2 separate regions of the Homo sapiens genome follow, and region 2 is linked to region 1. A link is a loop called in an ENCODE intact Hi-C map of the cell type or tissue named here. Cell type or tissue: heart left ventricle. All regions are shown on one strand. Each heading gives the region's core, and the rest is flanking DNA. Links, peaks and the distances in the headings are about the cores only. Region 1 overlaps LOC105370150 (a long non-coding RNA gene). Region 2 has its middle 200 kb from the start of RXFP2.

The links. A loop is a pair of places that touch in the nucleus more often than their neighbours do. Peaks named below come from ENCODE experiments on the same cell type or tissue, not always from the same donor. Only the 100,000 strongest peaks of a DNase experiment are listed, where the experiment ranks them.
Region 2: a loop joins it to region 1, with 2.6 times the contacts of the local background. A loop is called at or near these places in 5 of 110 quality-filtered maps.

Annotation. Positions count from the first base shown.
Region 1 is chr13:31,423,965-31,439,379 of GRCh38, reverse strand. It overlaps LOC105370150 (a long non-coding RNA gene), which reads right to left. Exons shown (of 6, transcript XR_941830.1): 2 at 1,594-1,661. Among named protein-coding and RNA genes, the nearest start is that of B3GLCT, 230 kb to the right of the region's middle. RefSeq lists a silencer at 15,051-15,170. In heart left ventricle, for the core only: a CTCF peak has its summit at 7,526 (motif pointing left); a DNase peak (open chromatin) is centred at 7,522.
Region 2 is chr13:31,531,093-31,546,507 of GRCh38, reverse strand. No RefSeq gene overlaps it. Among named protein-coding and RNA genes, the nearest start is that of RXFP2, 200 kb to the left of the region's middle. In heart left ventricle, for the core only: a CTCF peak has its summit at 8,266 (motif pointing left); no DNase peak of the experiment used is centred there; H3K27me3 peaks cover 281 bases.

The DNA of each region.
Region 1 (15,415 bases), core at 4,294-12,293:
ATTCCAACATTTTGGGCAAAAGGTATAAAATCATAGGAATAGAAAGAAGTATATTGATATCAATAAATATAAAATGCAGCAAATTTACTGATGTATACAATCCTACATCTTTTATATGATACTATAAATGCAAATAACAATCTTGCTTTTCAGAAAATGCGGGTACCTAAAAAGCCAGTCATGCTATAAAACACGTGTAAATGGATTGTTACATTAGTGCCCTGGACGAAGTAAATATATAAGTAAAAATTGAAAGAAGCAAGTAGCAAGATATGATAAATTTGAAATTAATTTATATGGAGCTGAAGTACACATGAACAAAAAATAATAACTGATAGAAAGCTTTAAACTAAATAATAAATTTGAAAGAATTCCAATATCATGTTTATGCAGGCAGCAAAACCAAGTACTTCCCTGACTGTGAGTAAACAATAAGAAATAAGGGAAAACATCATGAATTCTAATAGACACTGCGTTGAATCTGTTGTTATTGTAGCGATTCCATTGGTTGTAACTCATAGCTTATGCTAAGGCAAATTTACACCCCAGAGGTTAGTGAAATAATCCCAAATCTGCTTCTTCTTATCAGCTGCGTGACTTGGGTTTGTTATTTCTTCCCATGGGTGCCAGGCTCCGCTGTAAGGAGCAGCAACATCACTATTATCCTGTTGTCCACCCCTCTCCACCTCCTCGAACCTTGGGGGCCTGGCTTGACAACTGGAGCAAGAACCCATTGGATAGAGGGAAAACCTTTTATATTTGGGGAAGAAGCAATATATATCATAACCCAACAAGTACAGTTCATGTGTAGAACTATAATAATGGCTGATATAGGAAAGATACGTTTTGTTAATCATTTTAATTGCCTCTTTAGCAACAAGGCTCTTGAATATTCAGTGGCCAATAAGCCAAATGTTTTAGTCAAATACCTGAAGATTATACTAACACATGGCAGCTGGCTTAATGTGCTGACCAGAAGGGACGAGGACCCTGATTGGTTTTTCTATTAGGGCAGTTTTAGACCTGGGAGCTGAAAGCACTGGGGGAAGTGACTGTAAAGAGATATAACACGTGACATCGTAGAGAGAAGGGGTGGCCCATGCGGACTAGGAGCCTGTGGTCCAGGATGTGAACAACCATGTACTGAACAGTGCTTACAAGCAAAAGGACCTAACAGCAATCATTAGAAAAGCTGCCTTCATTAGATCACTAAATGTTCTGAGAGGCAGCTATGCTCAACTCCTCAGGAATTCATTTAGCTGGTGTAGCCTCAGGCCACACTTTCTTTATGAGAAGCAGGCAAATAACTGTGATTCAAATTGATAGCAGGGAATTTACAAAGCACTAATCACAAAAACACAAACACATTTCAGGAGCACAATTGTGTCTGTGAGCCTTCAGCACACAAGCTATTCAATCTGTATCTACATCTGAGTCTGTAACTATGAACTGAGCACTAGATACTTATATTCCCAAGGGCTAATTATGATCAAATGGTCCATTTAATCTACTCTGTCTCATAAGACAAGGAAATGTACACTTTAGAAAGCTTCCCATTAAAAATAAATTACAAAATTTAAAAGGTTAACTAACCTTTAGGTATCTGGGTAAACTTGGCCATCCAGAAACTCTTATTCCCAAGCACTCTGGATTGGGGAATCCTTTAAATAAAACAACATGTAGATTGATTTGGATTATACGTAAATATTGTTTCCTTTTTAAAAATTATGTACCATGTTTCATTTTTTTAACCTATCCATATACCATGAGTGTACATTTTGATGGTCAGTTGAGTTTTTGAACTTGGCATAAATTTCATCTTCTTTTTTTAATGAAACTCTTTTCCTTGTTTTAGTCTCTTTCTTCTCTTTCTCTGTCCCTTTCCTTTCAGAAGCTGTATTCACAGTGATGACAAAATGACGATCTGCTGAATGTTCTTTATTACAATCCACAATATGCTTATTGTTTCCCTGAGAAGAAAAATAAGAGAATCCCCAGTATGAGGGGAGACTGTCCCCAAAAAGGGTCTCAGCCATTTTCTGCTGCTCTCTAAACTCCAATCCTGGAATTTGAGCTTGAAGAGGTCATACACATCCTACCTTTCTTATTTTGTAGGTAAGGAAATTATGACCCCCAAATGTACCTTCCTCCAACATCACACTGCTGGCTAGCAGCAGTAAGGCGTCATATCATTTTCCCTAGCTGTTGTCCAGTGCTTGTCCCATTACGTAAACATGTTTCCCTCCACTTCCTTTCTTACTGATGATAATGTCCACTTAAGGCTATCATTTGCTTATTTTGGAAGATGGGACTAAAGTGGGTGATGGGAGGAGAGCTATATGGATATTGCTTGTCTGTTTTCTGTAATATGATGAAAGGGTGTGAACATTTCAAATAAAATAATTATACTGTTAGCAGCAGTAAATCCATATGGGTTTGCAGCAGTCTCAATTCTTGTCTCCTCAGAAGAAAGAATTCGACCGAGAGGCATAAGGCAGAGGAAAAGACCGAGGCAAGTTTTAGAGCAGGTGTGAAAGTGTATTAAAAGCTTTCAAGCAGGAAAAAAAAAGGAAAGAAAGTATACTTGTAAGAGGGCCAAGCAGTCAACTTGAAGGACAAGTGTGTGGTTTGACCTTTGACTTGTGATCAAAAGACCTCCTCTGCTGTCTTGCATTCCTTCTTCCCTAATTCTTCCCTTGGCTGTGGGCTGTTTGACGAGCAGTGACCTACTGGCAGTTGGGAGGTGAGCAAGTGCAGTGTGTTTACGGAGTTGTACACATGCTCACTTGAGGCATTCTTCCCGTACCAGTCAAATGTCAATGGAACATCATAGACCAGTTAAACTCCGTCATTTTACCTCTTAATGCACATGCTGGAGCCCACTGCCCAACTCCTGAGATCTTATCAGGAAACTGCTGATCACTAGTTTCAGGTTTTTTTCTATCATAGGAAAACTGCCTTTCCCTGGCACTGACTGTGACAAATTATTATTTTAGAGAGACAATTAACAACAGCCAGACCATCACCTGATGTCGCCTGACATTCCTGGGGCAGGGTGGGAGAGCCCTCTCCTGTCTTGCTCATGCCAGACTAGCTACTTACTATAACAATACCTCCTCGAGGAAAAAGCCCCCAAATAAATATAAGGTATTAATAAGAACCAGAGAGGGTTTGATTGATCACAGCATGAATTAATATCTAGATATGAAATGCAGAAATACATGCATTCAGAAATAATCTCCTTTCCTTCCAGAACACTCAGATTGACCAGGAACAGAATTTAAACATCTACAGTCTCTCTGTGGCTATGATTATAATTATGAACATTCCCAACAGTGTTGTAGATATGTAAGTGATATACTGAGGAATTTCTTTTTCAGAAAGTATATAAAGGCATCTATCATAGTTTTTTCTTCAGATCTGAAACAATTAGTAGACACGCACAGGTTATTTTTTTTCCCATCCCGTGAGCCAGGATGCCAGGGCATATATCTGGTCAGCCACATCTCAGGGGTTCTGCTTCAATTTTCCCAGGTTTTCTTCTGTGTCCCCCAGTGGTCCCTGGAAGCTCCCCACCTCTTGGCAAGAATACAACATTGCCAGGAAGGTGCCAGGGCGGTTGGTTAATCATTGGTCCAAAGAACTTCCTGCAGCTTGCAGGGATCTTCCCCATCGAAACCCTCCAAGGTAGGTAACAAACTCCTGCAATTGACATGCAATGCAAGTCAGGGCCAGCCAAAATTACAACCCGGCAAGAGTCACTTCTAGCATATTCTATGCCCTTTGCCCCATGGTGACTTAGTGATTTTCAGTATTCCCACTTTTATAGAGCAAGTTTTAAGGGGTCTGTGAAGTTACTTTAGCTAAATTAGATATTATAAGTAAAAATTAGTGGTTCAACTCAAAACATGTTTGTATGAAAGAAATAACTGAGCAGTAATTTGGGCATAGAAAGAAACTTAAGAACTATCTACATTCACACCAAAATCCACATAGAAAGGCCTGCCTAAATGCAAAAATACTTTTGGGCTTATGAAAAAACTGAGGTGGAAAAAAAAAAGCTTTTCTCAGGAGAAAGACAGCATTAGTTATTTTTTAAAAGGCAATTTTGCTAAGTTGAAAATCCATGAAGTCAATGAACTATCACTTTCTGAGTTCAAAAAGTGAGACTTTTACTTGCTTAATTATCCTTGCACTCAGTGCCTTTAGACTAAAAATGATGATTTTTTAACACTTAAAAAATCCACTTCTTTCTCAAAGACCTAAATCTTTGCATCTCCTCTTCATGCCGTCTATAAGTACTTAAAATTTTTTTATTTCCTTTTCCAAAAGCCTTAAAGAAAATAAAGATCTAACAATTAGGGTCTTAAGTTAAAATCTGATAATTTTTTTATTCATCAAATTTCTGCATCCCTAACTGCAGCAAATTGAGCGTCTTCAATAACTCTGAACAGCTTTTGACAATTTGAGAGAAAAGGTTGCTGATTAATCTACTGAGTCATTGACTTGGACTGGGCGACACTAGGAACTTGAGGAAGACGTGACATTGATAAGTCCGGGAGGTAACATTGATAAGGCCAGGAGGCAGGGAAATACCGGGTAGAAGAGGGCAGAGTTCCTGACGAGGGCTCCACCCTTAAACCTAGACCCGTGGCCCAAAGTGAGAACTATCCCTGTTTTCCTGGCCAAATGTTGCCTTTTGGCCCATCCCGTCCCCTATTCTGTACCCATGAGAACCCCAGACCCCAGACTCAGCAGTCATACACACAGAAGAGAGAAGTGTCTGAACATCAAGAGGAGAAGAAACAGCTGGATGTCGGAGACTGTGGTCGGAGAGGAGTTCAGCTAGGGATGGCTGGACTCCAGGGGAAGATTGTCTTCCCACTCCACCCGCTTTCCAGTTCCCCTTTCTGCTGAGAGCCACTTCCACCACTCAATAAAGTCCTCCACATTCACCACCCTTCAATTATTTCTTGTAACCTGATTCTTTCTCAATACCAGACAAGAACTAGGGTACCAAGAGGGCAGGGTATAAAAGGCTGTCCCTGCTGACCCTTCGCTGAGCTGGTTAATACTTAGCTGTCCAGACTGCACCCAGAGCAGCAATCCTGCCCACCCCCCACACGCCCTTCACTATCTAAATAAGTATCTTCCCATTTTTCAACAAATATTTGTTGATCAATTATTATATACCAGGCACTGTTTAAGCTTCCCACCTTCACAGAATGCACATTTAAATAGGGGGGAGAGAGAGAGTGTGACAATGATATCTCATTACCTCCAGAGTTCAGCGCTACAAGTAAAAAGAAAATAAGATGTTGTAAAGACAGAGTGACTCTTCACTGGGTATCAAAAGGGCTAATGAGGGAAGGCCCCTCGGGCTGTTTCAGATCCCGTGCTGGCTGCCTTTCCTCTGCTGTGCCACAGCTCAGAAGCCAGGTCTGAATTCCTGTCACAAGAAACCGAACAGCTTTTTTAAAGAATATTGTGAAATATGCAAGAATATGCGAGCGTGTACACTTAGCATGTAAACACTGGAGAACAAAAGAAAGCTGAAAAATAAATATCTATTTTAACAAAACTGTTTGGTGAAGTTTTTAAAAATCGCTCCAAAATATAAGGGTCTTGATTTTGCCCCCTTTCACCCTAAGGGCCAGGAAGGCAGCTAAAAAGTTACCAGGGGAGGTTTGTCAGATGTTCAAAATCTCCAGAATAATGCTACCATCCCCTTCTGCCCCTGAAAGACACAGAGTCCTGGGAAGAGACAAGATGGGTGTAGTTTAAGGGGAAAGGGTGTCAGAGGGACCATTAGAGACTTGGCAGGATCCAGTTACAGCCTCACCTGGAGACCACATTGTCTCCCCCTTTGGACTTCTGAAAACTCCAGAGAGCTACAGCTCCCAAAGAAGGAAAGGGTGTTTCCTTTTGTTATTGGAGTCAGATGATGAAAATGTGTTTCTAATTTGTTCCAACCATTGCTGTGTTTCCAATCCTATGTTATGCTTGATATTGATTTTTTGTAATCCTTATTTTTTTCCTTTTTGATGCTAAGCAACTGAAAAAGGGAAACATAGTATTAATCACACAAGCTTACTGAGCTGATCCCACTGTTTATGACGTCTCCTTCCTAAGTCCCTGTAAAATCTTGGCAGGGTGGCAGGAGGGAGGTTGAGGCAATGTTCAGCAACCCACGTATAGGCCCACCAAGTCACTTTCCCGTTGCAATGATCTGGATTATACAGGGCATTTCACAGACCTTCATGAGGTCCTTTGTCACATAATCCTGTCCCTCATTCAGGACAGAGTTGCTAAAAAGGAGGGATTTCTCGTTTTTAGTTTCATCATTCGTGTTAATAGATCGTATTGGCTTTTAACAGAAGAAATAAAGCAGAGTAGATTTTAAAAGTACTTCTGTCTGAACCTTTCTTATTTATACCATTTTTGGACTTTCATGGTAATTGTTTTTGTGTCTCATTTTCTTTTTTTCCTACAAACCTTAAACATTTTTACCTTAACTGAAACATCTTAAGAATACATTCAAAGTGTTTTGTTGAGCCTATGTATGTTGCTAATGCAGATTAAAATTCTGCACAAAATAATACAATTGCTTATCAGTCTGGACAATGACGTAGGTCAACAGTTTCTGCCTCTTAATGGCCACGGAAACCATTTTTCCAAAAAGAATCTCATATGGGGTACCAATACATAAAAGGATAACATTTGGATGTTCTCACTGAAACAAGGACTGAAAGGTCAAATGTCCTCTCTCTCTTCCATCTTTCCCTGGCCCCCATCCTTTCACACTCACACACCACACAGGCCTCCCCCACACATGAGAGATACACACACACCACATGCCGACCAGCATCCTGGCTTGGAGGTACACAATTTTTGAGCCACACCTCTCAAGGAGCCTCATTCCCTCTAGTGTCATAAGACCACGTTGTATCGGTGGCCACACTGGATATCCTGAATATGATTATCTTTTCAGCATGCCCACCACTAGACTTCTGCATATTCGTCTTCAAAGACCATCCAAGAAATTTAAAAGGCAATGCATTTAACTCGTGTTTATTTCTCCTTGCCCTTTTATGAAAACTGAAATAAAGATAAATTATTGTAATAAAGTTGCTTTGGAAGAAAATTAGAGATATCACCTGGTGCTGCTCTCAGGCTTAAGTTTATCTGTTAATGTGTTAAACAAATATTCACTGAACTCCTACAGGCAAGACAGTTAATTGTCTAAGCCAAACAGATTAAGGCAGCATGGTTAAATGGAAAGCATATGATCTTTCTGTGTTATCCCACAGGCCTCAGTTTCTTCATCTGTAAATTGGGGATAATGATGCCTAACTTTCAATGTGTTTGCGAAGCTCAACGGGATAAAGCATACGAAAATATCTATTCTAGCACTTGGCCCAAAGCATACTAAATTTCCCTTGGGGTGGGGTGGGTGGGGTGTTGTAACAAGTTTTCTGTGCTGGAACCACAGGGTGGAGAGTAAAGCCTGCCATCTAGTGGCCAAAGTGACAGCTGCACTTCACGTTCCTGTAGGGTTGAGTCTCAGGGGTTCCCAAATTTGGATCTGCATCAGAATCACCTGCAGAACTAGATCCCTCTCCTGGAGATTCTGATGCTAGAGGTCCAGGCCTTAGCTTGGGAATATCTAGTTTTAAGAACTCTCCCAAATGACAGTATGTCACCTGCCGATCGTAAGTTGTTTGACATCACTAACCTGAGGTTTCAGGCAGGAGAGGCTAGTAATTGAGAAAGGTTATTTTAAGCTCTTCATAACAAGGGATCTTGTGCCTGCAGGATTGCAAACACAAGAAAGCACTTTATTAAAGTGTCAATTTCCAGGCATGCAAAGCCAAGCAAACCAAGCTAAGAATGATCCCATGAAGAAAAAGCAGTAACTTTTGCTCCTTCTATATAGTATATATACTTAAGATTGAGGTAAGCCTACAAAGAAACACCACACTTACCTTCTCCTCATAATTATTCCCTGAGAGACCTGGAAAACCCATTATAGCATTTCCACACGTTTGACAAGCATTCATCCAAAAAATATTAATTTCGCACCAGGTATGTTCCAAGAGCAATGTTTGTACTTGAGAATATCAGTTGCATAAGATTGATTCAGTGCATTCTCTTACAGATCTTATGGGCTACTTAGGAGATGAGCAGGTAATAGAGCCATTGAAATAGAATCTGCAGTGTGAAGACATAGAGTGTGGAAGGTATGGAAGCACAGGGAAAGCCATCTGTATGAGTTTCCTGTTGCTACTGCAACAGATTGCTACAAATTGAGTGGCTTAAAACAACACAAATGGATTATTTTATAGTTCTGGAGTTTAGAAGTCCAAAATGGGTTTTACAAGGCTAAATCAAGGAGTGCGCAGAGCCGTGTTCCTGTGGACACTCTATGGAAGAATATGTTTTCTTGCCTTTTCCGGCTTCTGGAGCATCCACAGTCACATCGCCTCTGATTCTGACTCTCTTGACTCCCTCTTATTGGGATCCTTGTGATCACACTGCTCATCTCCATCACCTAAGATTATTTCCTCATCTCAGTATTCTTAACTTAATAGCATCTGCGACGTCCTGTGGCCACACAAGGTCATATATCCACAGGTACAGGGCATTAATGACATGGACATTTTGGGGAGCCAGTACTCTGCCTCTCACACCTTCTCATCCAGACTTGGGGAATCAGGGAGGCTTCCTACAGGAAAAAAACTTCTGAACTGAAACGTAACTGATAAAATATTATATTTCCAGAAAATGTGGGAAAAGTGAAGGAGGAGGGTCAGTCACAGTGAAAAGAAGACTTCCTAAACAGAGGAAAATGGAGATGACTCAGAGCTAAACCAAAGAAAGTGCTTTAGCTGGAAATAAACCCAAGCATTTACAGTCAATTGATTTTCAACAAAGGCACCAAGAACACACAATGGGGAGAATCTCTTCAATAAATGGAGTTGGAAAAACTGGATATCCACATGCAGAAGAATGAAAATGGGCCATCATTTCACACCATATACAAAAATCAACTCAAGATGGATTAATGGCCTGGAGGCGGTGGCTCATGCCTGTAATCTCAGCACTTTGGGACGCCAAGGCAGGTGGATCACGAGGTCAGGAGATCGAGACCAGCCTAGCTAACACAGTGAAACCCCATCTCTACTACAAAAAATTAGCCGGGCGTGGTGGCACATGCCTGTAATCCCAGCTACTTGGGAGATCGAGGCAGGAGAATCGCTTGAACCTGGGAGGCGGAGGTTGCAGTGAGCCAAGATCGCACCCGTGCACTCTAGCCTGGGCAACAGAGCGAGACTCTGTCTCAAAAAAAATCCACAAAAAACAAAAAACAAACCAACAAAAAAAAGGTGGATTAATGACTGGAATTTAAGACCAAGACCTGAAACTATAAAACTACAAGAAGAAAACATAAGAGGAAAACAACATGAGCTTTTTCTGGGCAATAATTTTTTGGATATGACCCCAAAAGCACAGGCAACAAAAGTGAAAATAGACAACAGGATTACCTCAAACTATAAAGCTTCCACGCAGCAAAGAAAACAAGTAATAGAGTGAAGAGATGTCCTATATATTGCCAGTCGTATGTTTGATAAGGGGTTAATATCCAAAATATACAAGAAACTCAAATACATCAACAGCAAGAAAATAAATAACTTGATTATAAAATGAGCAAGGACCTGAATAGACATTTCTCAAAAGAAGACATACAAATAGTCAACAGGTATATGAGAAAATGCTCAGCATCACTAATTATCAGAGAAATGAAAATTAAAACCACAATGAGATATCACCTCACACCTGTTAGGATGGCTATTATCAAAAAGATAAAGGATATCAACTGTTGGCGAGGATATGGAGAAAAGGGAACCTTTGCACACTGTTGATGGGAACATAAATTAGTAGAGCCATCATGGAAAACAGTATAGAGGGTCCTCAAAAAACTAAAAATAGAACTACCATATGACCTAGAATCCCACTGCTGGATATAGACCAAAAGAAAGGAAATTAGTTTATCAAAGAGCTATCTGCACTTCCATGCTTACTGCAGCACTATTCACAATAGCCAAGATACAGAATCGATTTAAATGTCTATCAATGGATGAATAGAAAAAGAGAGTGTTGTATATATACACAATGGAATACTATTTGGCCATAAAAAGAATGATATCCTGTCATTTTCAGCAACATGGACGAGCCTAGAAAACAATACGTTAAGTTAAAAAAGCCAGTTACAGAAAGATAAATATTCCATATTCTCACCCAGATGTGAGAGCTAAAAAAAAAAAAGTTGATCTCATGGAGGTAGAGAATAGAGTAACGTTTACCAAAGGCTGGGAAGGGTAATGGGGAGGAATGAAAAGAGGTTGGTTAATGGGTGCAAAAATACAGTTAGAAGAAACAAATCCTAATGTTTGATAGCACAGTAGGGAGACTATAGTTATCAACAGTTTACTGTATATTTTTAAATAGCTAGAAGAGAAGATTTGAAATGTTCTCAGCATAAAGAAATGATTCATGTTTGAAGTGATGGACATCTCAATTACCCTGATTTGATCATTATATGTTATATGTTTATACCAAAATACCACATGTGCCCCATGAATACTTACAATTATTATGTAGCAATAAAAAAGCAAGTCAGGTGGCTCATGCCTGTAATCCCAGCACTTTCAGAGGCTGAGGTGGGTGGATCACCTGAGGTCAGGAGGTCAAGACCAGCCTGGCCAACATGGTGAAACCCCACCTCTACTAAAAATATAAAAATAAGCCGGGCATGGTGGCAGGTGCCTGTAATCCCAGCTACTAGGGAGGCTGAGGCAGGAGAATTGCTTGAACCCAGGAGGCAGAGGTTGCAGTGAGCTGAGATTGTGCCACTGCACTCCAGCCTGGGCTACAGAGTGAGACTCCTCTCAAAAAAAAAAAAAAAAAAAAAATTCAAGTCACTACAACACAGTCCTATTTTTATCTTTTTCTAAAAAAAATGAAGGCTATTAGTGAAAAAAGGATCAAATTACAATAAGGTCTTTAATAATATTATACCAGTATTAATGTCTTGTTTTTAATTATTGTACTATGGTTTTACAAGATGTTCCCATTAGGGGAAGCTGGTTGAAGAATATAAAGGAACTGTACTATTTTTACAACTTTTTTGTAGGTCTAAATTAGTTCAAAATAAAACAGATCTAAAACTTTGGGGAAAAAATTAAAAATAAAAACTTCATAATAGTATAAGTGGGGGGAAGTGTATTTAGGAAGGAGATTAGAGGGAGATGAATATTAAACAAGAAAAATTATTTTTCATAAAATGAAATGTTTCCTTTGGAATAAATAATGCTTTTTTGTTTAAATAAAGTGTTTTATGGCTGTGTGGTGGGTTGGGGAGGGAGGAAATGAGAAGGCCCTAAAAAGTAACCAGAGGTCAGTTCATGGGGAACAATGTCAACAGCTGCATTACGGCCTATGGGATTTATCCTAAGGGTAGAGGGGAGCAACTAAAGAACTTTAAGTAGGAACATAATTTTACTCTGGTGTGAAGTGAAGCTTAGAAAAGGGCATGGCTGGAGGCCATTGGAGAAATCCAGATGAGAGATGACAGCTGCCTGAACTAAGGGCTCTACGGTAATGGCACAGGTTCATAGTGCAAAGCTCCTTCACCTACCAGCTGTGTGATCCTCTCCAAAGTACTTAACTTTTCTATACCGCAGCCTCCTTATCTGTAAAAGTGGGAATAATGCTAGCACTCACCGGATCTTACCCAATTGTATTGGAGGGTTGTATGAGGAAACACATTTAAAGAATTTATTACAGGGCCTGATACATAATAAAGGTCCAATAAAATTTAGCAGTTGCAATTTAATGGTAATTTCAGCAGGAAAAAGGGGAACTGTGGGATTTGAGATATGCTTAGGAGAAACAAGTAATAAAACTAGAGACAGGTTGTTAACAATAGGATGAGGTCAACCAGGAAGCCCAAGCTAGAGCTCTGGTGTTGGGGTGGGCAGCTGGCCCAGTGATGCTGCAGATGATGGTGGCTTAGAACACAGAAGAGCCTGGGTGTGGGTGTGGGTGTGTGTTGGAGGGCAGGGAATGATTGCTTCTGTTTTTGACACACTGTTGGTGAGAGTGATTCTGAGATGCCTAAGAGAAGAGACCCAAGAGACATTGGTTGGATGTGTTTAGAAAGATTTGAGCTGGAGATGTCTACTTGAGAGTCATTAATGGAATCCAAGACAGTGAAAGAAATCACCCTGGAGCACATAGAGAGTGAGGAAAGGAGGACCTAGGACAGAACCCTGGAAAACATGGATGAAGAGGCCACTTTCCCTCTCATGCCATTTATCACTTTATTGTAGTTATTTGTTTAATGTCTCTGCCACATAAATCCATTAGACTGCAAGCTCCCTGAGGGCAGTCACTGTGTCTAACTTGCTCACCATGTATCTCCAAAGAGTAACATCTAGCTGGCACACACCTCACTCAATAAATATCTCCAGTTCAATGATTAAATGATAGGCACCCTTTAAAGCCACAAAAAGAATAATAAGTATAATATATAGGTCTTTGAAAGTTTGTGCATGAAGACAATTAGTCTTGAGCAATAGCAAATGGTATTAGAGAGTTTATAATGTTGGGGTGTATAAGAAGTTGGTAAGTAAAGGCAGAAGAATTACTCTAAAATGAACCATGAGGGAAGAATTGCTAGAATCTGGTTATTGTATGATGATGATGATGATGATGATGAGGATGAGGATGAGGATGATGATGATATGCAAAAAATGAGACTTATGGAATGATACTGTCATTAAGAATAGGACAAATGGTCACCTATATCCCTGGGTGATTCAAGCACAATCTTTAGTAGAGGTCTGTTTCTGGCTCAGTAGTCCTGGGGTGATTGCAGCCCCACACAGGCATCCTAGGCCAATATCTAAGATACTCCCTTTTGTGTATTTACACATTCATTTCACAAATATTCATTGAGCATGCCAGGACACAGAAATGCGTGAGACATCATATTGCCTGTGTCTAAGAAATTAACTTATCAGTGTGATAGAAAGAAATGTAAACAAATTAACAAGCTATAATATTGGTTTTATAATCTGGATATGGGGCACTATATCAAAAGTTCTTAATCAAACTCAATAATGACCTTTATGTTGCTAAATGAAATAGTTCTATGTCCTCATCTTACTTGCCCCATCAACACCGTCTGACACAGTTGATTACTGCCTGTTTCCGTGGTATGTTCTTTCCTCGGCTCCCTAGTTTGACTCCTGGCTTATTGCCTATTCCTCTGTAGTATTCTTCCATGACTCTTCTTCACCACCATGACCTCTCAGCATTGGAGTGCCTCAGAGCTTACTGCTTGGACCTCTTCTCTATCAATACTCACACCTTGGTGATCTCATTGAATGTCTTGGCTTTAAGTATCTCTATGCTGAAGACTCTTACATTGGGTCTGAACTTTTCTCCTGACCTGCAGGCTGTGTAACCAAACATCGAACTGCCCTCCTCATGGATGTCTACTAGGCATCTCAAAGTTGACATGTCCAAAAGCCAACTCCTGAATATCTTCCCCAGCTCCTCCCACAGTCTTCTTGTCTTCATAATGGCAGCTTCATCCCTCTAGTTGCTCAGGCCAACATGCTTGGACTCATCCTCACCTCCCCTCCTTCTCTCACACTCCAGAGACAATCTATTGGCAAATCTTCAGGCCTTGTTGTCATGTGATAACCAGGAGCTCATCCCCTCACCACTTCTGAACCTGCCCATGCCATGGGCATCTGCTTGGAGAGCTGCAAGAATTCCTACCTGTTCTCCCTGCGTCTACACCTGCTCCTTACAGCCTCATCTTAACAGAGAAACCAGATGATCTTACTAAACCTTCCACTCCCTCTTCCACTCAGACCCTGCTGCTCATCTCACTCTGAGAAAAAGGCAGCGTCTTTCCAAGGCCTGATTCCCTCTTCAACCCCAGATCTTCCCCTGCTCCCTGTTCTCCTGTCACACCAGGCCCCTTGATGTTTCTCCCACACATCAGGCCTGAAGTCATTCAATGTGTTACATCTGTGTGATTTAAAGACCCATCCCTTCAAATGCCTGAAAATTTCTGAGAATATGAAAATATCCACCTTGGAAACAGCAAATGATGTCTCCTGCCTTGAAGATGCCCCTTCCCAGCAAAGCACAGAGAGTGACCTGATTTGCCTCAGCCCTTTGGTGTTGGATGGAGGGCAGAGGGAAAGTGGAGGAAATGGCTGTCCCGTGAAAGCTGCTCACACTCAGCTCCTGAAGACCTGACCTGGGCATATGCTAGATGATAAGACAGTTCTTGACCTCAGCGGCTCATGAGAGAGATGCTCCACTGAAAAACCCTGCTGGGCAGGATGCAGTGCCCAGTTAAAGCAGCAAGTAGACCCACATATCAGAAAAGAAAAATGAGAACAGAGTTAGATGAGCAGATTTATCAAACCCTGTAATTGTAGAACTTATCAGTTCCAGGGCAGCTGTTTTCCCTTTGAAAGGGTTAGAGAGGGAACATTCTGCTTCTTGGAAACACATCTAAGATGATCTAAATAAGGATTAAACATATACTCCCAGCCCCAAGTAGCCTGCCAATATGAACCCCAAAATATAAATAAAGTTTGAAGGGAATGAAAAGCCTTTTTAAAAATGCTTAAAATGTGCCAGATACTGGGAGGACTATTTTACATAAATTAGCTTATTTAATCTTCACAACAACTTTCAATTGTTCCCATTATGCCTACAGGAGATTAGGTAAATTGCCTCAGGACAGTGGTAAATGACAGGGTCAGGCCTATTGACCTCCAAAGCTTTGTGCCTCCACTACATCAGGCACTGTAGACAGGTAAAGGGGTGTGGGCACTGTCTCCCACATAGAAGAAGGCTGAGGACAATGTTGATTGCCCCGCTGAACATTTCTCTCCCAACTTGACGGACTTCTCTGTTCCTCTCTGGGCCACCCGTTCGGTAAGCGGCTGTGGATCACAGCCACTAGAGGGCAGGCATGGCATGAAAAGCCACCAGCCCTTCCCAGCTCCTTTTCTGGTCTTGCTCAGACCAGGGCAGCAGGAAGAGGCACTCCTGCGACTGCAGAACAAATGACAACAAATGGCAAAAATGATCATTTACATTTCTCAAGGCTTTCACAGTCCACAAATCCCTTCCAAGTCACATTTCATCTTTGACACAGCTTTGTCAAGGTAGTTTTTTTTTTAATCATCTTCATTTTACAGAAATATATAAAGTAATGAGATAGATATCAATGATTTCACTTTCAATATTTTTTCTAGACTGCAGAGGCTTTGCTAGAACTGTGGATTCCTCAAGGCAAATTGGTCCATGGGACAAGCAA
Region 2 (15,415 bases), core at 4,295-12,294, 110 kb before region 1:
ATTTAAGCCTCCTCTTTGAAAAGAGCAACTATAAAATCAGAAATATGAGGGTCCCTTTAAGAAGAAAATCACATTTCAATGTAAAGGACTAGGGATAAATCTCCTCAGATTTGAAATTATTGTGGTTTGGGGGATGCTGTGTTATAAATCTTTCTATGTGCTGATTAGAAAACTGAATTTAAAGCCTAGTAAACTCAACAAAGAGCTCTGGTGAGCTAACTGATCAAGGGGAGAAACTGTCTGCAAGGCATTTGACTGAGCTGTGCTCTCTATTTTAAGTGCCAGCTTTCCTTCCATTCAGCCAAGAGAGATAAACTCCTGATGTCAAATGGCTTTTTGACAAGATCATGTCTGAAAGTGTAGATCTTTATATTTGTGTGGGCATCATTGTCTGCAGAAGTTTTAGATAATTGCAAAAAGTGAAAAACATCAGAGATGGTGATAGTTCATTTTTTTCATTAATTGTATTTATTGTTAAACACTCCAGAAACAACTCATCTTAAAATAAACCGTTTTAAAATTATTTTCTCTCTGTAATCTGGATCTTTTGTTCCCCATCCACTATTTATAACGTGTAATTTCTGAGATCTGCAATAGCATTTTATCACTTTCTCTTTGTTGCTGTTGATTGTAGCACAACTGCATGAACTGAAAGTGCTTCCGACAGTTTGAAAAGCTAAAACATGACTCAGATTGTTGTTCATTCTTTGGCACTACTACTGGCCATTTTACAAGCACAGGATGAGAATAAGAAGTTTTGATAATGAAGACAATATGGGAGGTAAGAAAGTACTACCAGGGAAAGAGTGTAGAAAAGAAATATTTGACATCCTAAATCCTACCATCTCCTTCCCCTAAAACTGACATTTATTCCAAATTCCATATTTCTGCCACTAACACAATCTTGTCAGACACATGAGAAAGTTTGGTGTCATCCTCAAACCTTTTCTCCCTATCTGGCTCTCCAGATCCTCTTCTCTCTAATTCTCTGTGGATTCCAATAGAGGTGTTCTCCAAAATACTATAGAATCAGTGTCCATTGATCCCACAGGGACGCAAGCTCTGATCTGAACCCCAATGCAAAGGGCAATGGATATATAACATTTATCTATAGGGATTAGGACCAACTGATAGGCAAAAGAGCTGTGCTATGAACAGAATTACCTGGAGAGGACCTGAGCAGCCTTGGACTAAACTAAATAAAAGGTGGAATGAAAGGAGAGAGTGTATAATTCTATGAGAACTGTAAGACCTCCTGGGTTGCAGCACTGATAGTACCTCATAGCACGTTTGATAGTTGCATGTCTACTCTCCCTGGGTTGCCTCAGTCTACCATCTAGGCCACTTAGGATTTTCTTCTCTCCATGATTTCACAGTGAGAGATTTCAATCGCTTTAGGTTCCCACAAGAGGGCAGAAAGTTATATGCAGCCTGTACCACACCCTACTCCTGCCAGCCTCTCCTGCCTGAGCACCCACTGCCTCAGTCCCCCCTACATTGCTTATAACAGGGCAACCCCCACTTCTAGTCAATCAAACAACCATCTATCTTAGCTTCCTGGTCAGAGTATGAACTCAGGAACTCTATAAACATTAATTCTTTTGCCTCCATTTCTTTTCTTTTCATCTTTCTAGTTCAATTGCTTATCGCCTTGTGCCAAGACAAATCTCTTCTAACCATTCTTCCTGTACTTTGAACTTTTCCCTCTCCAATCCACCTTAAATAATACAGCTGTTTATCTTCCTGTCTCATTATCCTGTGCACCCTCACCCTCCTCTGCATCATTCCACATCTCCCTATTAATTATCACATCTATCCAACCTTTCAGCAGGGAATCCAGCTTCTCTACATCTGGCTCACGTCTCCCTTGATCTAGCCTTATTTCCTTCATATGCGGACAGGAATCCTCTGTTCCGTCAACTGGACTGATCATTTCAACCATTCAGAGGAAAGAATTTACCCTGCTTATCCCTAATCTACTCACATGGACAGATTAAATGGGTACCAAGAACCATGAAGGGTCTTACATTTTGCCCTACTTGCAAACTAACAAGTTAAACTGCTATAGTTTCATGGATGCTGCAGAAGACATGAGACTTCTGGGTCAGAGACAAACGACTTTCTTACTAACAGCAATAGCAGCAGCCAAAGTATAAGCATTTTCTTGCAACTGTTTCTAGAGCCCCAATCATAGGGCAATACATGGAAGGCCAGGGAAAATCAGCATATACAGTAGGCTGCATTAGAGAAGAGGAACCCTGAGTTCAGGAACACATATCTTTTATAATAAGCAGTAATCATGCTAGCTGTTTACTCCTGAGGAAAACATTTTGTCTATCTTTCATGGCAGTTGTCCATAATAAACATCTCTGAAAATATAGTTCAGAAAAAAAGGCAGTCAGCACCTCTGCTTGTAGGACGTATGCAGAAACACAAGAGACACGTGGATGGATAATTGTCTCCCAACAATGAGCTTAATTCTAATCCTTTAAAAAACAGAAAGGTTGATTTGTTGGTGAAGTGGACAAAGAAGGTTGTAATGGGCTTTTTTTTTGAGACGAAGTTTCAGTCCGTCACCCCCGCTGGAGTGCAGTGGTGCGATCTCAGCTCACTGCAACCTCTGCCTCCCATAGTCAAGTGATTCTCCTGCCTCAGCCTCCCGAATAGCTGGGATTACAGGAACGCACCACCATGCCTGATTAATTTTTCTATTTTTTAGTAGAGATGGGGTTTCGCCATATTGTCCAGGCTGGTGTCCAACTCCTGACCTCAAGTGATCCACCTGCCTCGGCCTCCCAGAGTGCTGGTATTACCGGCGTGAGCCACTGTACGTGGCCTGTAATGGGCTCTTGAGTCAAACATCATCAGTTCGCTAATTGCCCTTATCCTAGTGCCTGGCCAACAGTAAATGTTCAACATAAGTTAACTAATATTATTTTTGTTGCTGTTGTTAAGTAACAGCAATGACTAATAAATCTCCTAATCTTCTACCCCTGATCCCAGGAGAGGTGATTAGTGCCTATCTCAGGAGAAACATGGATGGTGATTGCTACAAGCTGAATTATGTTTCCTCAAAATTCATATGTTGAAGTCCTAGCCCCTGGTACTAAAGATTGTGACTGTATAGGAGATAGGAGGTAATTAAGTTAAAATGAGGCCATTAGGGTGGGCCCTAATCAAATATGACAGGTGTCCTTATAAGAAGAGGAGATTAGCATATGGACACACACATGGAGAGAAGACACAGGGGAAAGACAGCTATCTACAAGCCAAAGAGAGAGACCTCAGAAGAAATTAACCCTGCCAACACTTTGATCTTAGACTTTTAGCCTCTAGAACTGTGAGAAAATAAATTTCTGTTGCTGAAGCCCTCCAGTCTGTGGTATTTTGTTATGGCAGTCCTTGCAAATGAAGACATACAGTGATGAATGAAATATGAATGAACCTTCTGAGACCTGGCTTTGGGTGATTCTGGGCCTTAACCAAATAGCTTATTACAGGAAAAACCAATGTGAGGTATGGCCTTAAACATTCTCTAAATGATGCAGGGTGTGCACCTTGTAGTCCCACCCTTGGCCAGGGCTCTGTTTTCGCAGTTCCCACCCAGCCCTCCATGCAGCTAACACTCCTGACTTCAGAAGCAGGGCCCTGCCCCTTACTGCCTTATTTCACTTAGGATGTTACAACAGGGTTGGGGGCTTTCCTAACTCTTTAAGCTTCTCAGGGAGACAAAGTGTGGTAACTAAAAGCTAAGTCATACTTGCAAATAAGTTAGAAATAACAAATACAAGGTTATTACCTGCAATTTGTAAACAAATTTGATAGTCATTCTCCTCTCCTCCTCTCTCAAGGTTAGAGAGTTAAAAATTGTAATTATAGGTTGGGGACTGTGGCTCACACCTGTAATCCTAGCACTTTCGGAGGCCAAGGTGGGCAGATCACCTGAGATCAGGAGTTCGAGACCAGCCTGACCAACATGGTGAAACCCCATCTCTACTAAAAATACAAAAATTAACTGGGCTTGGTGGCGTGTACCTGTAATCTCAGCTACTCAGGAGGCTGAGGCAGGAGAATCACTTGACCACGGGAGGTGGAGGTTGCAGTGAGCCGAGATTGCACCACTGCACCCCAGCGGGGGTGACAGACTGAGACTTCATCTCAAAAAAAAAAAAAAAAAAAAAGCCAGGAGAATCGCTTGAACCCAGGAGGCAGACATTGCAGTGATCCAAAATGGTGCTATTGCATTCCAGCCTGGGCAACAAGAGCGAAACTCTGTCTCAAAAAAACACTTAAAAGTTCCTCTACAGTTAGCAGGAGGCTTCGCACATACAGTCATGTGCCACATAATAATATTTTAGTCAATGATGGACTACATATATAACAGTGGTCACATAATCTTATAATACCATATTTTTACTGTACCTTTTCTATGTGATATGTTTAGATGCACAAATACTTACCATTGTGTTACAGTTGCCTACAGAATTCAGTGCAGTAACCGGCTGTGCAGGTTTGTAGCCTAGGTGCAACAGGCTGTGCCATATAGCCCAGGTGTGTAGTAGGTTATTCCATCTACGCTTGTGTGAAGACATTCTATGATGTTCACATAATGATGAAATCTACTAACGAGTCATTTCTCAGAATGTATCCCTGAGGAAAGCATGACTATTACCATTTTCTCCACTTTTAATCAGATGGCCTGCCTGGTTCAGAACGCCCTTGTAATTCTTTTCTTCTTACCCAAGCTCTCCCCTCCCATCAATGCCTTGCCTCAGTCCTTAGAGAATACTTATCTGAACATTTTTGTCATTACCATCTATGCGTTCACGCTCATATAGCATACACTCTCATGGAAATTATTTTGTGGACACCTTCTTCTCCAGAAAGATTTACAATTTTAAAGCAATAGACAGAAGACTCCATTATATCATTTTTAAATTGATAGACCTGATTTTTTCAGAGCAGTTTCAGGTTTACAAGAAAATTTACCAGGAAGTACAGAGAGCTGCCATATACCCCTTTCCCCCAGCCCAACACTTTCTCCTATTCTTAACATCTTGCATTAGTGTGGTACATTTGTCACAATTGATGAACCAATATTGATACATTATTATTAACTAAGGCCAGTTGTTTATGGGGGTTCACTCTTTGTGTCATACAGTTCTGTGGGTTTTGATCAATGTATAATGTCAGGTATCCCCCATTATAGTATCATATAGAATTGTTTCACTGCCCTAAATACACCCTCTGTTTTACCATTTCAATCCTGCCTCTCTTTTCCCAAATCCTTGGAAACCACTGGTATTTTTAGTCTCTATAGTTTTGCTTTTTCCAGAATGTCCTATAGTTGGAATCACACAGTATGCAGCTTTTTCAGACTGGTTTCTTTCACTTGACTTGACATCTCGACCTCATTATATTTTAGCACAGACCCCTACTCATAGCAAGACCTCAGTAAATATTTTATGAGCTGCTGTTGATGATAACTCCCATTAAGCAAAGCTTCATGGAGGAAGTGGCATTTGAGCTGATCTTTGAAAGATGAGCAGGATTCTACATGACAGCTAAAACATCCAGCAGAAGAAATAAACAAAGTGACATTAACAAAGTCACAAAGGTAAAGTTCCTGCACCTCTGAGGCTCATGTTCTTTGTCTAAACTTTTCTCCACCTGCTGTTGTTGATAAAGTCTTTCTCTCCTCCTCATGATTTGTCATTTTCTTGGGTGTTTTCAACATTCATGTATTGGCCCAAGTAATATCCTGTTGGCATTTTAAATTTTTTTATTTAATGCAAAAGTAAAATAAGTTTCAGAAGAGTTAAGTGAAGTGCCTGAGTTAGTAAGTGGCAGAACTGCTGCCTAACCCTAGGTGTTTTTGACACTCAAACATTACTGTGACATTTTATGTCCCTAAGGATTAAATTAATGTCAACTCAGATCCACTGAAGATTCAGTTATGGCCTCAGTGTATGCTTTGAATGAATCATCAACATATGATGCTATTTCTCCCATAGCAACAATGCATGCATTCTGGGTCCACGTGGTGGAACTGGGCATGGGTGCTGTTTATACTTCATAGCACACTTGTAGAATTTTTGCTTCCTCTCCCTGAAGCCAAGGAAGGAGTGTTTCTACCAAGTGACACAACAAGGATCCCAGTAAGCTGGAAATGAGACTGTCACTTGGCTATTTGAGCTCCTCACGTTCTTGAACCAATAGACAGACAGGAGGTTGCTTTACTGGCTCAGGTGAATGAGGTTAGTTTCCAAGGGGGAATCAGATTACTGCTACATAATTGTAGCAGGGAAGATCAAGTCTAAAATGTAAGTGATTCTCTATATCACAGGGAGGCTAACTCCCCCCGTGTCTGTCTCCTCTGGTGTCTCCAGCAGTAGCTGTGTTACTCTGTGGCTCCAGTTCTCAGTAACAGGCCTGCTGTGGTCCCACCTTCTGCCAAAGACCTTGAACTCGGGTCTCTGGTCATACCCCCTCCTCTCTTTGTCCTTCTGGCCAGGGGTGGTGGTGACTTGCTGCTATTGCTAATCTCCGGATGGTATCTCTGTGTCATAGTTTAGCTTTTCAGCTCTTTCATTACTTATGCACAAAATTCCTTGTATTAAATTATCTTTGTTTTAAATACCCAATGTGGTTTCTTTATTTCTGGCTTGGTTTGACCTTCACTGATATAGACTCCCTTCTCTTATTAATCTATCTGTAATCTCTCTAGAAAATAGCACCCCCTGTAGTAAGTATGGCTACCATCTAAACAAGGAAGATTTCCAAATCTGTGTCTTCAGTCCTGATGTCTCTTCTGAGAGTTGGTGCCTTTTCCACAGACGTAACTTAGATGTTGTGACAGTAAATATCAGCTACATTGAGCTGAGGAAATAAATGATCCCAAATTCCAGCAGCTTATGGTAAAAAATAGGTTTATGCCTTGCTTACACTACATACTCATCTCAAATCAGTTGAGACTCTACGTTGTTTTTCGTCTGAGACCGAGATTGTATGGAAAACATCTGGCTCTTAAGCCTTGTGCCTGGAAGGTCCACATGGTCACTCCTGCATTCATCAGGCAGAGAGGGGATCCAGGAGGAAGAAACCAGAATATTCGATACACTACACAGTTAACAAGCCCTCAAATGCAGCATGCCCACACAGAATTGCATCATCTTACCCCCCAATACGTTCCCCCACCTGTGCTCCGATTCATATAATGTCACCATCATCCAGAGTTACCTAAGATAGAAACCTAGGTGTTATCCCTGGTCTCATTCTTTCCTAATTTTCCCTCAATGCTTTCCCCCAATAAGTCACCAAGTTTCATTGAGTCCATCATGTAAGTACTTCTTAACACATTCCCATTTCCATTATTCATATTCAGATGACTGTCATCTCCAGAATGTCTCCAATCTTGTTTTCAGTTGATTCTCTATAGAATGTCCAATGTAGAATCAAAGAGGATCCTCTTTAAATCTTTACTGACCTTGGTTATAGATTAGTGAGTTATGACAGTATTTAGCATGAGGACTTGCAAAGAAAGAGAAAGTAACCCTGTGGGGATATATACGTGAAGCATTATTAATACTGCCTTCAAATTGCTCTTCTAGGAATGACAAGGAAGAAGAGGTTATGGAATGTTTACATTCCTGTGGCCATGAAAACACAATAAGTTGGAAGCATTGTTGGCAGCCAGCCAAGTGGGGCTGAGTTCTAAAGATTACAAATGTACAGCATCTTCTCCTGGTTATCACTTTATAAAGCGTCTGTGTTTACTAGTATTTAAGGTGATAAAAAATAGACCTTCCAAGGTATATAACTGCTGAGTTATAGGGTTGAATAGTCCAACCACTTACGCTATAACATTTGTTATAGAAGATTATATTTTTCCACTTAAGTTATAAAAAGACAGGAACCAATTTCTCCTATAATTAATTTCAACCTATAAATGCTGAGTGAGTTATTGGTTTAGCTAAAGCATTTTTGACTACTCAATCTGTCTCTGTCTGCATATGGATATCACTATTAGAGAGATTATAGCTAGTCTAGGCAGCTCTAATTGGGCAAAATACCCGGCTTCATTTCTTCCACATCAGAGAGATGTTTCTAAAGCACAGGACCATGATCATATCATACACACAGATGTGTAATAATTCACAGAATCAAAGGAAGAGCTCAACACCGGTCTATAGGATGGCTAGAAGTCAGGAAAGTCCTGAGAATCTGGGAGAGTATCTGCAGGGGACTGCCCTCTGGAGGACACATATCAAACAGCTTCCACTTTCGGAAACATCCCAAAACTTCAGGAAAGAGGAAGCAATTATTCTATAGAGAAAAACTGATAAGGAGGAAGGCCAGGCAAAATTCTAGTTATAAACAACCTTGTGAGGTATTCTTATTTGCTAATGACAAAAATGATGCTTTGAGAATTTAAATAATTTGTTCAGCTGGTAGTTATCAGAGACAGCCCTTAGTCAAGTCTATTTGACTCCAAAATCCATGCTCATAACCAGCATGCAACCATGGCCACTTACTCACCCTTGAGCCCTCAGTGACTGGTAAAGTATTAACACTAGGCAGGCATTCCATAAATATTCATTTCATTGAATGAAAACATGAATAAAAATGAATAAAGATAATAATAAATGGTCAAAAGTGGTCTAAGCTCCTAGCTGAAGCTTAGACTATGTGGCGATTTATGCAGGAACATGAGGGTGGAGGTATAGGATGAACCTACACTTCTATTCAGATATGATTTTTCCTAAGTAGGCTATTCTATTCTATGTTCTACCACCCCACTCCAGCCAATAATGCATCTCCTTTTCCCTGTGGCTCATTTAATCGCCTTTCTGATGGAAGCCTTCCTATATAGTTTCTGCCCTCATAGATCTTACTCTCATGTGAGCCCCAAAAAAAGTTGCATATTAACAACATTAATTACATTGATAGTATTGACTGGCATAGCTTGCTCATTGCTTAGTGTCTAATACATATTAAACAAAGCTTCTCCCCAACCAGATTAGCATCAGCTATGCAAGGACAGATAAAGGGTACTCCCAATCAGTCCCAGGGAATATACAACAAATTAAAGATGCTCCATGAATAATTATTTCTTGATTAATTGTTGAAGTATTGCCTCACAAATCAATAGCTTGTATCCTGAAATAGCAAAACCGAGCTCCCTGGCTGTAGAGCAGGGAGACCATAATTTAAAGGTTGTAAACTCAGGATGTGACCCTGCCACTGATTCACTGACCTGAAGCTGGACACATCCACACTGAGCTTGAATTCTGCCCTGTGTGCTATGCTGTCAGCAGGATGGGCAGTAAGATTTCATAAAACCAATGCTTAGAAAGACAATTAGAGAATCAGAGCAAGCCACTGCTTCAGAGCATCCTGCCTAATTTACTAAAAATGAAGACCATTCTTGACCTGGTCACTTCTTCCATGCTAAGCTGTGTGAAAACCATAAAATGCTTTTAAAATTAATCTCTCTGATGCAGTTTGTCTCCAGCAACATCCAAAATCTTATTTCTTTTTCCGTGGTTTTCTGAGTTTCTTTCAAGGAATTTGTGTGTGTGCGTATGTGTGTGTGTTTGTGTGTGTGTGAATGAGACTTAAGATATTTTTTGTGTGTCAGATGTTTTCTCTGGTGGATTTTTAAAAGTTCTCTGAGCAATGTTATACAGGTATCGACATTCTTCCAAATAAGTTACACAATGTTTTCAGTAAATACTTGGAGGGGAGAGGCACTAAAGATTAACAGCAATAAACACAGCAAAATTCAGGTGTCTCAAATTTCCTTTCTTGAGAACAGATATCCTGGAGCTGACAAAATGAAATTGAAGCTCACAGAAGGAATCAGGGAGTACATCAAAACACACACACACACACACACACACACACACACACACACATACACACACACACAGATTTACTCTTACTAACCAAAATATGCATAGCTCTCCTTACACCCTAAAAACCATTTGCAGGACAGTGAGTGGGGAGACGTTTCTGGGCACCTGACTCAAGGCAGTAATTAAAAATCATCATCTGTTTCCTTTCTTCACCCAGTCCGTGGTGTTTAGGTGAAGTTTTCAGCTGTTGATAGATTAGATTTCCTAGAATAGCAGGATGAGTGATTTTCAAGATCTAAGAGAGGTTAGAATGTAGCTCTTGCTGAAATCGCCCATGTGAAGAACAACATTGAACAGCATATCAGGCAAAATGCAACTTTGAGGAAATCTGCCCATAACTGTGAAACATCAAACCCCTTTGAAGTGTCAAAAGCATCTTCGTACATTAAGTCCTGGAGGTAAAAACCTCCAGAGCACAGGCTTTTTCTTTTCAGAAGACCCTAGAGATGAAACTTTGAAGGTTTTGGGGCCCTATGAGTTTAACTGTCAATTCTTCTGTTCCATTTTCTTTTTTCTGCCTTTTTAAAGAAAAGGCCCCTGCTGCGAGATGTTATAAAAAGCTGCAATTTCCACTTTTGATTAGTTTTCATATTCTTGAAGCCACAAGGCAAATGCAGGGCAGGTGGAAATGACTTTTAATTCCCTTTTTCATGTAGAAGGTAACGAAGCAAAAGACACAGGGGTGGCTTCATCAGGCACCTGGGGACCCCAAAAAGACATGAGGAGTTGCCCACAAAAGCTGCCAACAGCTCCTTTTTTATTAATTCTACAGGACAAAACAAGATAGCACAAAACATAGGGATGCTTTTAGGGAATCACTTATTGCAGGGGTAGAAGAGACAGAGATGATAAAGAAAGCCAAGGGCCTCAAGGCAAAACATTAATACATTTTTTTAAGGCATCACAAAACTTCTATTACGAAGACCAGAGCCAAAGCAATCTTCTGAATTTTATGAATTTTACATCAGTATACCAATTGCATTTCTGAAGATGAAAATAAGCAATATTCCATGATATAAAATTATCAAATTAACACATTATCATGTAAACATATTGAGTCTACAAAGCCATTTGTTCTGATTCTGTAGCAATTGGTGCCAAAAATTATGTCCCAGAAATTTCAGACAATAATTCCAAGAAGGTTAAAACTACAACACACAGCTTTTCAGAGAGCAAATGAATGCATTTCTCAGAATTATTCTTGTATCTATTATCATAATCACCTCCAAGGAATTTTGATGTTGTTTCAGATATGCACAGTAAAGGGCATGGTCCTGCAGAGGTTTTCTTGGTGAGCTTACAAATACAGGTTCTTAGGCTGAGAGGAGCCCTGAGGTTCTACTCATGTCACTCATGAGGAAATGAATCAGTAAACTCCATTTGGGCCACGTTTCCTTGTGAAGTTCCTCCTCCATGGAGGAAAGGGTGTCATCATCAGTTTCATTAGTTACTAATCTTGGATAAGTAATTATCCCCTGCACACCAATTTCTCTATCTATAAAATTAAGATAATAATAGCTACACTGGATTTTAAGAGGGTCATATGAGATAATGTGGGTCAAAGTATAATCCACCCAACACTGGATGTGAAAGGATTATGGGTTAAAAATTCTGAATTTCCGCCAGAAGGAAGATGAGTAGGGAAAATAGCCCATATTTGTGCTCTGGCCCAGTGGTGGATCCACCCTAGCATAGATTAAAAAGGAAAATCATTCTCCTACCAAAAGAAACATAAGGAGGAAGGCTCTCCAACCAAGGTGAATGTAGACACAATTCACAGGAGAGGCAGCAGCAGAGCCGATTAAATAGAAGGAATAGTCCTATGTCACTCATCTATAGCCAGTGGCAGAATTTTTGCATTTTATATTAAATGAAGCAAACATCATTACGGATGACACTGACAATGATCCAGTGCTTCAGGTCTTTGGGGTCAATAAAATTGACTAAGCATTAGCAGGGAAGGGGGAAAAAAACCCCTCTTTAACCTCTAAAACATAGACATGCTGAATATAACAAAGAAGTATTTAAAACAGTTCAGCTTAAAACCAAAAAATGAAGAGAAAACTCCAAGTCACCATAGTGAGTGAATGCTGAAGCCAAGGGGTGATCCTTCTATTGGACCTAACACATAGGGAAAGAAGGCTGATCGGGAGGGAGTTCTGGTTCTAGCTTGAGTGCCTGGAGACAAGTCACAAAGGAAACTCCAGTTGTTTTCCCCTAAGAAATATGGGGGAAAAGAGCCACTCATGAGAAATCTGAGCCCTCCTCTTGTACCATGCACATGTGTGAAGTCTGAATTCTTGATATTTGCATGGTGGAGGAACACCAAGTTAAGAATGTAATAGAAAAGCGGTCTGACACTGTGGAAGCCCAGTGTGCTCCCAACGTGGGCAAACATAAAACTACTCTGAAGATTAAAGTCGTAACCAACACCCAGGAGATCCCCACAGAAGACAATCCAATGACAAGGAGCTCATAGTAAAAAATAATAGTAATAAAAATTGTAATAGTGACATAAGTAAACAAAAGAAGAGAGGAAAAGAGACTTCATTGGAAGATGTGCCTTCCCAGGAACTGAAGATAACAAGACCACCTCAAAGAGGATTTAAAATAAACACGTCTAAAATGTTTAAAGAAAGAAAGAAATGCAAAAAGATATTCAAGATGTTGGGGGAGGGAAAGAACAAATCTTTGCAAGAACAAAAGATATTCTTGAAATTGAATCTATGGTCACTGAAATTTAATAACTCAAAGAATAGAAAAATAGATTTAGGGACAGTGAGAAGTAGTGAATTAATAGTGTTAAAGGGTGAATTGAAGCCCTAACCCCCAGTAGTTTAGAATGTGACTGTATTTAGAGACAGGGTCCTTAAAGAAGCGTGGACCCTTGTGCGGTGTAACTGGTGCCCTTAAAAGAAAAGAAAATTTGGACACACAAAGAGACACTAGGGATGTGTTCACACAAAGGAAAGGCCGTGTGTCCATGCGCACAGAGGGCACAGCAAGAAGGTGGCCATCTGCACACCAGGGAAAGAGGCCTCATAAGAAACTATAATAGCCTGATAGATTCTTTCTGCCCACTGCACCGACAAAACCAGTTCACTGAGATCATGGTAGTGTACTAAAAGAAAAGTTTAATTGATACGAGGCTGCCATTTCATGCAGGAGATGAAGTTATTACTCAAATCAGTCTCTCCAAAGACTTGGAGATTAGGGTTTTTCAAAGACAGTTGGTTGACAAGGGGGTTAGGGAATGGGGAATGTTGACTGGCTGGGGATGAAATCATAGGAGTGTGGAAAACAGTCCTCCAATCTGAGTCTGCCTCTGGGTGGGGGCCACAGGACCAGTTGAGTCATGAGTCATGGGGCCAGTGGAGCCATCAGTCATCAGAAATGCAAAAGTCTGAAAAAAAATCTCAAAAGGCCAATTTTAGGTTCTACAATAATGATGTTATCTACAGGAGTAATCAGGGAAGTTACAAATCTCATAACTTTAGTTTTACGAAATTTAGTAAATTTGATTTTTTACTAAATTTAGTTTTACAAAACTAATTTAGTTTTGGGAAGGGCTATTATCTTTCTTTTAGGGTTAAACTATAAACTACATTTCTCCCAGATGAAGCTTGGCATAAGTTCAGGAATGACCAAGGAGAACTTGGAGGTCAGAAACAAAATGGAGTCAGCTATATCAAATTTCTCTTACTGTCATAATTTTGTGAAGGCAGTTTCACAACAAAACATGCCCACACCTTGATTTTGGACTTTGAGCTAACAGAACTTTGAGAAATAAATTTCTGTTGTTTAAACCACCCAGTCTGTAGTATTTTGATATGAAAATAACCCTGTAGACTAATACAAGTGGATAAGTACAACGACCAAACTGGAGCACAGAGGAGAAAAGAAAGCAAAGTGAAGAGACACAGAGGATCAAAATAAAAAGATCCAACATATATCCTGTAAGATTTTCACAAGGGGAGAATGCGGAGAATTGGGAAAAGCAATATTTGAAGAGAAAATTGCTGAATTTTTTCCAGATTTGAAAAAAGACAGGAGTCTTATAAAAGTAGCACCTTAAGCAGGATGAATACTTAGGAGTGAGACTACAAAACAAGAAAGACAAAGACAAAATCTAAGAGGCTGCTACAGAGCAAAACAGAGATCACCCTCCATGAAATTACAATTACAATTTCAAACAGTAGCAGTTATCTAAAACAGTAGCAGTTATCAGAATGATAAAATAACATTTTCAAATGCTGAGGAAAAAGGTCAACCTAAAATTGTATAAGCAACTAAATATTACTCCAGCAATAAAGACAAAGTAAAGATATTCTGGAATGTTAAAATATTGAAAGGGTTTACTACTCACAGATATTTACTGAAAATTCTTCCTACATATGAAGGAGAAGAATATTGAAAAACATGTAAAGAGAAAACATTTAGCCAAAAAATTACAAATTTATTAAAAATTCAGAGTAAATACTGACTATAAATACTAATAATTCTCTGTGATAATAACTGCTTTAGAAGGTACATGTGAAATACTAGACAACAATCACCTGAAAGATGGAGAGGGGGATCTTGGAGTTCAAATATTCTAAGGTTCAGGAGGGGGGATTAAGGTTCTGGTTTAGATATTTTTTTAAACATCTGTGTTAAATTTTAGTGATAACCACTGATATAATGGAAATAAAATGTATTTTTCCAAAAAAGAAAAATAGCCCAGAAGGCAGAAAATAGATGGGCAACTAAAAAATATGGCAATTAGAATTCACAAAATAACAATGCAGTCCTTGACGAATATATTCATCCACACAGATGAACCTGGAAAACACAATAGTGAATAAAAAATAAAATTAAATTAAATAAATAAAAATAAAATAGTGAATAAAAAAGGAAACGATAGACTAATACATACATACATAAAGTGTGATAATATCAATGTCCATTTAAAAATGACAGAAATGAATATCATGCTTGAACACACACTCACATCACTAGAAGAGTATGTTCCAAAGTCACTATGGAGCTTGTTTATCTGGAAAGAAAGTAGAATGGTACAAACTTGATGAACAAAGAAGACTATAATTTAATCTGCAGTGTCTTATTTTTGTGAAAATAAAACAAAAAAACAACCAAACAGAAAACTTTTTGAATCAGAAAGAAAGAAAGAAGAAAGGAAGGGAGGGAAAGAAGGAGAGGGGGATGTAGGAAAAGAATCTTATTTAAAAAAACAGGCCCTGACGCCAGATGGTCACACTCCAGGTTGGTCAGTGCAGGACAAGAAGGACCCATAAGAGGGTATGGATGTGAAAAATAATCAGGGAATACTGAGATGCTGAAAAATCATCAAATCTGGGGAAGAGCCAGTATTGGTCCATGGCCTGTTAGGAACGGAGCTGCACAGCAGGGGGTGAGCTGTAGGCAAGAGTGAAGCTTCATCTCTATTTACAGCTGCTCCCCATCACTTGCATTACTGCTTGAGCTCTGCCTCCTGTCAG